Linked DNA regions of Homo sapiens: region 1 is linked to region 2. Evidence: read pairs that join two places in POLR2A ChIA-PET (ENCODE). Cell type or tissue: A673. All regions are shown on one strand. Each heading gives the region's core, and the rest is flanking DNA. Links, peaks and the distances in the headings are about the cores only.

Region 1 (4,330 bases), core at 331-4,330, 78 kb after region 2:
ATTTTGATATGCCTAATGCTATTTTCTCCAGGCCTGTTTGTTGCAGTCTTTCTCTATGGTTGCTGGGACTCAGATCCTAGAAGACCAACCTATGTCCTTTGTCCTGGGGACCTCAGCAGAGGATGTGCCAGCAGGGGCACAGGTGGGTCTGCCCAGGGGAGGTGCCTGGACAGGCAACAGGTGGACTCTTGGAGTCCCAGGAGGTCATGACAGGGTGGTGCAAGTCGCGTGCCCTGTTCCCCAGCCAGAGACACGGTGGGCAGGGCAGGGGAGGGTGGGGGCTGGGGGAGTCATGTTTCCCAAAATGCACTGCTTTTGCAACGTGAAAGGAAAAAGAGCCATGAAAATTACTTTTCATTCTAAAAAAAGAGCATTACTGATGCCTCCTTTGTTCTCCAAAGGTTTCAGCAGATATACAGAGCAAGTTTCTTCATTTATCAAGTTCCTCATAAAAATGAGAGTCTGATGCAAAATTTTTCTAGGTCAGGTTGTCTGAGAAAGTTTCCAAGTTGCTGAAGGAGCTCAACACCTTCACCCGCCCTCAGCTCTCCTCTGGTTCCCTCCCACGGGAGCCTTTCCTGACCTCCAGCCTGGGTCAGCTCCCCTGTCTGCACCAGAACCCTTGGCATGGTGTGTGTGTGTGTGTGTGTGTGTGTGTGTGTGTGTGTGTGTGTGTCAGAGAGAGAGAGAGAGAGGAGAGTCTTAGGCTACGTGTGTCCCCACCAGACCCCACACTCATGTGAGCTGGGACTCTTCAATCCCCACAGATCTTGGTGCCTGCTTCCCTGTAGGAACTGTTTTTGTTTTTGAGACAGGGTCTTGCTCTGTCACCCAGGTTGGAATGCAGTGGCTCGATCATGACTCAATGCAGCCTCAACCTTCTAGGCTCAAATGATCCTCCCACCTCAGCCTCCCGACTTGCTGGGACTTTAGGCATGCACCACCAAGCCTGGATAACTTTTGTATTTTTTGTAGAGACAGAGTCTCACTATGTTGCCCAGGGTGGTCTCGAATTTCTGGACTCAAGTGATCCTCCTGCCTTGGCCTCCAAAAGTGCTGGGATTTCAGTCACTGAGGCTGGCCTCCTTGTAGGAAGTATTTATTAATTGAAAGAACAAATGAATAAATCCCCCAATAAATCCCCAATTCAGAGTGTTTCCCCCGTATGTTCATAGCACCCCAACTAGGGCCCTCAGTACTTGTGCTCAAGTCCTCAAGATTACATTTTGGGGATCCAGTTCTCTCCTGGTTAATGTCTGACTATGGAAGAGAAGGATGTTCCTCTCTCCACCTGCCCAGCTCTTCAATTGACCTCTTGGCCATCAGATTGAGTGGCCACCCTGTGCCAGCCCCAGAGACCCCACGTGGGTCTGGGGGCAGTACTGTGTGTTTTCATGAAGTTCCTAGTTGTCTCTGGAGTGTTCGGGAACCACATTTACAGGTGAGTCAAATGGAGCCACAACTGAATGTTCAGGTCCCCATCCTCTGAGAACTGTTGGGGGAAAACTGAGGTAAGGGATTTGGAAACGTTCAGAGAAGATGAAGAGGGTCTGGAGCAAGGGTGAGTGCAGATCCTCAGGAGCAGATGGTCCCTTTCAAGCTATTTGTGCACACCTCAGGAGGCAGGAGTGTTGAACTGTGAGGTTCTTCATCAAATCTCTTCAAGGCATTAGTGCCATGTGGGTGGGAGAGGTGACGAAAGGAAGCCCTAGAATTCTGCTAGCTTGGCGAGGGGCGGTGGCTCACGCCTGTAATCCCAGCACTTTGGGAGGCTGAGGTGGGCAGATCACCTGAGGTCAGTAGTTCAAGATTAGCCTGACCAACATGGAGAAACCCCGTCTTTATTAAAATTACAAAAAATTAGCTGGGCGTGGTGGCACATGTCTGTAATCCCAGCTACTCAGGAGGCTGAGGCAGGAGAATCGCTTGAACCTGGGAAGCAGAGGCTGTGGTGATCCGAGATCACGCCATTGCACTCCAGCCTGGGCAACAAGAGCGAAACTCCGTCTCAAAAAAAAAAAAAAAAAAATTCTGCTAGCTTACCGGCAGATCACCTGAGATTAGGAGTTTGAGACCAGCCTGGCCAACATGGTGAAACCTCGTCTCTACAAAAAATACAAAGATTAGTTGGGCATGGTGGCACATGCCTGTAGTCCCAGTTACTCGGGAGGCTGAGGCAGGAGGATCAGTTGAGCCCCGGAGGTGGAGGTTGCAGTGAGCCGAGATCGTGCCACTGCACTCCAGCCTAGGCGACAGAGTAAAACTCTTTCTCAAAAATAAATACATAAAATAAAAAGAATTCTGCTGCCTTGGAATCTTGGGCAGAAGGGCAAGGGCATTGAGGGAGGGGCCCAGCTTTGGCCGGGGGACAGGTGGCATCTGGCTGGCACAATAGTGTAACTAGAAGACCACAACTAGGACTTGATCGGGCAGAAGAGGACAGGACTTTGGCGGTGATGGCTTGGCCACAAGATGGATGTGGCGTCTCTGAGGGGTGGGCTCTGACAGAGGGTATGAGGGGAGGCTGGTGGGGATGGGTGTGTGCCAGCATCTATGTCTATGGGTGTGTAGAAGTGTGTCTTTGTGTCTCTGGAAATGAGAACACGTGTGAGTGTCTGAAGTGTGTTTTTGTACATTGCACATGTGTGATTGTGTGCAAGTGTATATGTTGGTTCAGAAATAGTCTATGGGGATGAGGGCACTGGGCTGGGTGAGTGTATATATGTCTGTGGAGGCATTTTCATGCAGCTGGGTTAGTCACTGTGGGGTTTTGTGTGTATGTGTGTGTGTATGTGTGTGTAAGTGGGTGTATATGTGTATATATGTATATATGTGTGTATGTGTGTATGTGTGTGTATATGTATATGTGTGTATGTCTGTGTGCATGTGCGTGTATATGTGAGTATGCATGTGTATGCATGTGTGTGTATGTGTGTGTATATGTATGTGTGTGTGTGTATGCGTGTATATGTTTGTGTGGTGGGGATGAGGAGTGATAAGGATGGGGCAAAGAAGCACTATGAACTTGGGATTGAGCTGATCAGAGCTGTACTGCTGGTAGACTTGTGGAAAGTTCTAGACTTGGGGGCAGAAGAGCCATATTCAAATCCCACCTTTGCCACTTTTCAGCACATGGCCTCAATGGTTTCTCCCCCTCTCCGTGCCTCAGTTTCCTCATCTATAAAATGGGCATCATTACCCTTATGATCTCCTGGGGCTGACCAGGACACCAAGAACCCTGGTGGCTCAGTTCACCCTGAGGAAAGGGAATGAGAAGGGGGCTCCTGTTCTTCTGTGCTCTTGGAATTTCTTACCAAGAGCATGTGTTATTTTTATAATAAAAAAGAAGCTGGAAAAAGGTGTCGGTGAACTGGAACCCCTGGACACATTTCTCAGCCCAGCTGGGGAGATGCTTGTGGTTCTGGAGAGAGAGGACCACAGTCAGGGCTTGAGGTTGTTTGCCAGGGGATAGGGTGTGAGGCTGGGTAGGCTCTGGATGGCCTCTCCCTCCCCAGGAGCCAGCTCTGAATGTCATTGCCTAACTTTGAGAAGATAGGGATGCTGCTTCCAGGAGGCCTGCCAGCTTGTATACCTGACCAAGGAGAATGGAACCCCACCCAGTGCCTGGACAAACAGGACAAAATCACCTGCAGAAACAGCTCCTACCAGACATGAGATTAAGTCAAATGGAAACTTAGCTTTCACAATGTCAGTTTCTTTTTCTTTCCTTTTACTTATTGACTTTTAATTCTCCCATGTCCCAGATGAATCACAAAAAGCTGTTATCAGAGATTTCCTCTGATTACCTTGCCTCTGGGGAGGGAGGTAAAGGCTTTCACTTTCCTTTTTTGTACCTTTCATAATAAGGTTTGAATTTTCTAACCTTGTGTATCTCTTTTCCCTGTTTCTGCCCCCACTTCCTCCTCCTGCAGGCATTAGGTCTCTGACCAGAGATCCTGCCTTTTGGGGGGTTTTCTTCTTGGAATCTCAGTGTATGTGTATTAAAAGGAAACAAAAACTGCAGTCAATGTTATATAATTTTTTAAAAATACCAAAGTGCTGGATTTCAATACTTTTCTATTTTTTACAGTGCATACATATATATGTATATATATGTGTGTGTATATATATCCCCCCCACAGGGATTACATTTGCATAATTTAACTTTCAAAAGGTGCAAAGTAAGAATAAACAGATGAAAACTTTCCTTCCATCCCTGACTCCTGCTTCCTTCCCCAGAGGCAAGCCCTGCGGTACTGGTTCCTCATGTAGCCCTCCAGGAAATTTTCTGCATATACAAGTTGATGTATACAGGCATTCCCACCTTCCC
Region 2 (4,367 bases), core at 1-4,000:
CCCAGGCTCAAGCGATCCTCCCACCTCAGCCTCCTGAGTAGCTGGGACTACAGGCATGCCAACACACCCAGCTAATTTTTGTATTATTTGTAGAGACTGGGTTTCGCCATGTTGCCCAGGCTGGTCTCGAACTCTTGGGTTCAAGCCATCTGCCTGCCTCGGCCTCCCAAAGTGCTGGGATTACAGGCGTGAGCCACTGTGCCTGGCCCCTCGTCTGTTAATAACTCCTTTATCATCCCAGTTTCCCTGGCCATAACCGTAGAGTATCCTTGACACCTTACTTTCTGCTATTTCCACATTCAATCCCTCAGCAAATCCAGTAGGCTGTGCCTTCAGAATATATCCAAAATCCAACTACTCATCACCCTCACTGCTGCTACCATGGTCCAAGCCTCCACCATTTCCTACCTATATTATTTTTGTCTTGCCCTCTACCTTGTTCCTCCCCAGATCCCCTTCAGTCTATTCAACACAGCCTCCAGAATGATTTGTTACAACGTAAGTCAGATCACACACTTCTCTGCTCAAAAGATGCCAGTGCGTGGCTTCTTATTCACTGAACGGAAAAGCCAAAACCTTTCCGGTGACCTCCCAGGCCCCGTACAATTTGTCCTCTCCCTTCCCTATGTTACTTTTCTGACCTATTTCCTACCCTCTCCCGTTTTCTCATGCTCCTTCAGCCACCCTGGCCTCCTTGCTGCTCCTGAAACACACCAGGCCTATGATAGCTTCAGGGCACTTGCTGTTCCTGCTACCCGAAACGGTTTCTCCAAACAACCACAAAACTTACTTCCTCACTCCCTTTACCTCAATATTACCTTAGTGAGACCTTTCCTGGCTGCCATATTTAAAATTGTTTTAATAACACCCCACCTCTGATGTGTACACTCCTTGTCCTTCCCATTTTCCCTTTTCTTCATAGTATTTATCAGCATTTAACACTGTATTTTACTTATCTTGTTTATTTCTGTCTTCCCCTACTGGAGCATAAGCTCTCCAAAGGCAGGGATACTTTTTTAGTCCTCTGTTCACTGCTGAATCTCTAGGGCTTGGAACAGTGCCTGGCACACAGTAAGCCCGTAAGTGAACTGAATACATGCTTCATGCTTCCCTTGCCCATATATTAGGGCTGTACCTTCAGCAGAACAGTTTTGCCTGTCTGCTTCCATTCCATGCTGAGTGAAAGTATAATGGAAGGGTTCTAACTTGAGGTGTTTGGACTTGCAGGGAGTCTAAAATGAACTGTTATAAACCCCTTGAAATTGTATAAAAACTTGTATATGTGTGTTTTTCTTGAGAAAGCCTCTATGCTTGTGAGCAGACTCTCACATATGTGATTTAAAAGGTTGAAATTTGCTGGTAACATAAAAAGAGCACTGGACTTAGAACTAAAGGATTTTAATTTGATTCCTGACTGCATACCTTATACAAGTCATTTCCTTGAACTTTGTCTATAAAATGGGAATGGTTATACCTCCTTCATTCTCTACTTTAGAAAATGATTGTAGGATTGAAAGGAGATGGCATGTATGAAAACCTTACTGAACAAAGTTTAAGGAATATATGTCACAGGTGCAGAGCATTTTCAAAACATTTCATATGCATCACTGCTAACAGGACCCCTGTTGACAAAATGTATTTCAAATTGCTTTTTCTACTCAGGCACAGGCGTCTTGCTCTGTTGAAGCAAGTCAGTATCCGAGAAAACTGCTGTTCCCTTTGTTGTGATGAGGTAGCAGACACACAATTGAAGCCATGTGGACACAGGTAAGAGGATTTATATTAGGCAAAGTTTCATACTGTTCTTAAATTGCTAGTTCCATGGCTGTTCGTCAGGGTTTATTGTATCTAAAGCAGGCTGAATGAGGAACTAGAGTTTAAGTAGAACCTGGCTGTCTTCCAGAAAGTACCTGAAATAGAAGCAGCTGCTTGATGTGGAAGGCTGTTTTGTTTACTCAGTACTGTATTTTTGATACAATTTTGGCTTCACAAAATGTAACAGGTTTAATGCTATTTATGAGCTTCCTAGGCACTCTTTTAGTTTTAGAGCTTCCTCATTTACTTCTTATTTACAGTCAACCATTGAGAAGTTAGCAGCCTCCATGTCATCTTACTAAATTTCAGTTGTATGAGATGAACTCAGAGGGCAGCCTGGACCCTATAGAACAGAGTGAGCATCAGCAAGAGAAGCAAGTAAGATGGTCCCCAGGAAGGCTAGCCCAACTAAGTTTAGAAAGGAGAAGAGCAGTTGGGCAATGTGGCGTCCTGGCCAGTCAATGTGTGCCGATTGTTTATGAGCAACACTCAAGTTGATGTTACAAGCCAGCTACCTGTAATTCATCATATCCCATACCCTGCCTTGGTCTTATTTTTGACATAGCTTTAGTCACGTGGCTCCACAGGGGTCCAGAGCCTGGAGTGATGAACCCAGTTTGTCATCCCCAGGAATGACTCAGCCTGGGCCCCTGACTCTGCCTCTCTACGTTTGTTGTCTTTTGAAACGGGTTATCTAATTGGCTGTGCACTTAAGGGAAGTAGAGTGTGTCTCATTTCACCCTTAGCTATACCAGCCTCTCTTCTGAAAGAAAGGCACAGTGATTCCAGCTGTGATTAATCCTCCCTATTACTTCTACAGCCCAGAATTTCTCAGTTTGAGCATATTTGGAGGGTTTAGTTATCAGGGCCTCACAGACAGATGCAGAGTTTAAAGGTTGGATATCTTCATGCCCTTTTTGATCTTTGTTTCTGTAAGAATGTTAAGATCTCAAACAGCTGGATCTGGTCTTAATCATCTTTGAGCTCTCTGGTCCTGTGGTCTTGCACATAATACAAGGGGTCATTAATGAGTGCTGAAATATAAAACTTTAGAACTAGGTATCTTAAGTATGATCATAGTCTCCATAGTAGATATATATCCAAAATAGAGTTGGAAGAGGACATTAAAAGAATTATAAGAAAATTTAGCTAAACTTTGAGCAGCAACAACAATTTTAAAAGGGATATAGGGACAAAGAAAGGAAACCTGGATAAAATGAATTACAAGAGTCAATCCCCAGAGGAGACTGAAAATCTAAGCATTCCTGTTACCATAAAAGAAGTTAAAATGGTTATCAAAGCTACCTTTGCCTTCTCTTCCACAAGTACTAAGGCTAGTTTCACAGGTGAACTCTTTACAACTTTCAGGGAATAGGTAGCCCAATTCTATTTAAACTTGGCCAAACCATAGAGAAAGTAGGAAAACCACAATGTTATTTTTAGTAATCATACCAAAAGCTGATAAAACTCATAAAAAGAAAAAACTATTTTTTTATGAATATAAATCTAAAACTCCCAAATAAAATATTAGAAAGTAAGACCTAGCAACGCAACTGGCAGGGGGAGTTATCTTAGGAATGCAAGGATGGTACAATTACAGAAATCTTAGGCTGGGCACGGTGGCTCACACCTGTAATCCCAGCACTTTGGGAGGCCAAGGCGGGTGGATCACAAGGCCAGGAGTTTGAGACCAGCCTGGCCAAGACAGTGAAACCCCGTCTCTACTACAAATACAAAAAAAATTACCCGGGCGTGGTGGTGGGCGCCTGTAATCCCAGCTACTCAGGAGGCTGAGACAAAGAATTGCTTAAACCTGGGAGGTGGAGGTTGCAGTGAGCAGAGATCGTGCCACTGCACTCCAGCCCAGGCAAAGGCAGGTTTTTTTGAGATGGAGTCTTGCTCTGTCGTCCAGGCTGGAGTACAGTGGTGTGATCTCAGCTCACTGCAGCCTCTGCCTCCTGGGTTCATGCAATTCTCCTGCCTCAGCCTCCCGAGTAGCTTGGATTACAGGCGCATGCCACCAGGCCCAGCTAATTTTTGTATTTTTAGTAGAGACGGGGTTTCACCATGTTGGCCAGGCTGGCTCGAACTCCTGACCTAAAGTAATCCACCTGCCTTGGCCTCCGAAAAGTTCTGGGATTACAGGCATGAGTCACCATGCCCAGCCTACAATATAGAAATCTTTAATATAATTACTCAAATAGGCCAGAGGCAGGAGAGGGGCAGTTATCACTTCAAGAATGCTGAGAAAGCATTTGTTAAAATTCAATATCCATTCCTAATGGATGAAATACTACAAAACAGAAATGAATGGACTAAAACAATATAAAATAGGAATGGATGGATACTTCCATAACAATACAAAAAACACATATATTTCAGCCAAATGCTAGTATCTCTTTATTTTTTTATTTTTATTTATTTATTTATTTTTATTTATTTATTTATTTTTTGAGACGGAGTCTCGCTCTGTCACCCAGGCTTGAGTGCAGTGGCGTGATCTCAGCTCACTGCAACCTCCGCCTCCCGAGCTCAAGTGATTTCTCCTGCCT

What was found. Peaks named below come from ENCODE experiments on the same cell type or tissue, not always from the same donor. Only the 100,000 strongest peaks of a DNase experiment are listed, where the experiment ranks them.
Region 1: POLR2A ChIA-PET joins it to region 2 with 8 read pairs; 10 of 35 experiments call an interaction of 5 or more read pairs at or near these places.

What each region holds. Positions count from the first base shown.
Region 1 is chr16:57,310,812-57,315,141 of GRCh38, forward strand. No RefSeq gene overlaps it. Among named protein-coding and RNA genes, the nearest start is that of TRL-CAG2-2, 12 kb to the left of the region's middle. In A673, for the core only: no CTCF peak of the experiment used is centred there; no DNase peak of the experiment used is centred there.
Region 2 is chr16:57,233,462-57,237,828 of GRCh38, forward strand. It overlaps RSPRY1 (ring finger and SPRY domain containing 1), which reads left to right. Exons shown (of 15, transcript NM_133368.3): 14 at 1,663-1,767. Among named protein-coding and RNA genes, the nearest start is that of ARL2BP, 9.6 kb to the right of the region's middle. RefSeq lists an enhancer at 2,002-2,131. In A673, for the core only: no CTCF peak of the experiment used is centred there; a DNase peak (open chromatin) is centred at 2,470; H3K27ac peaks cover 475 bases.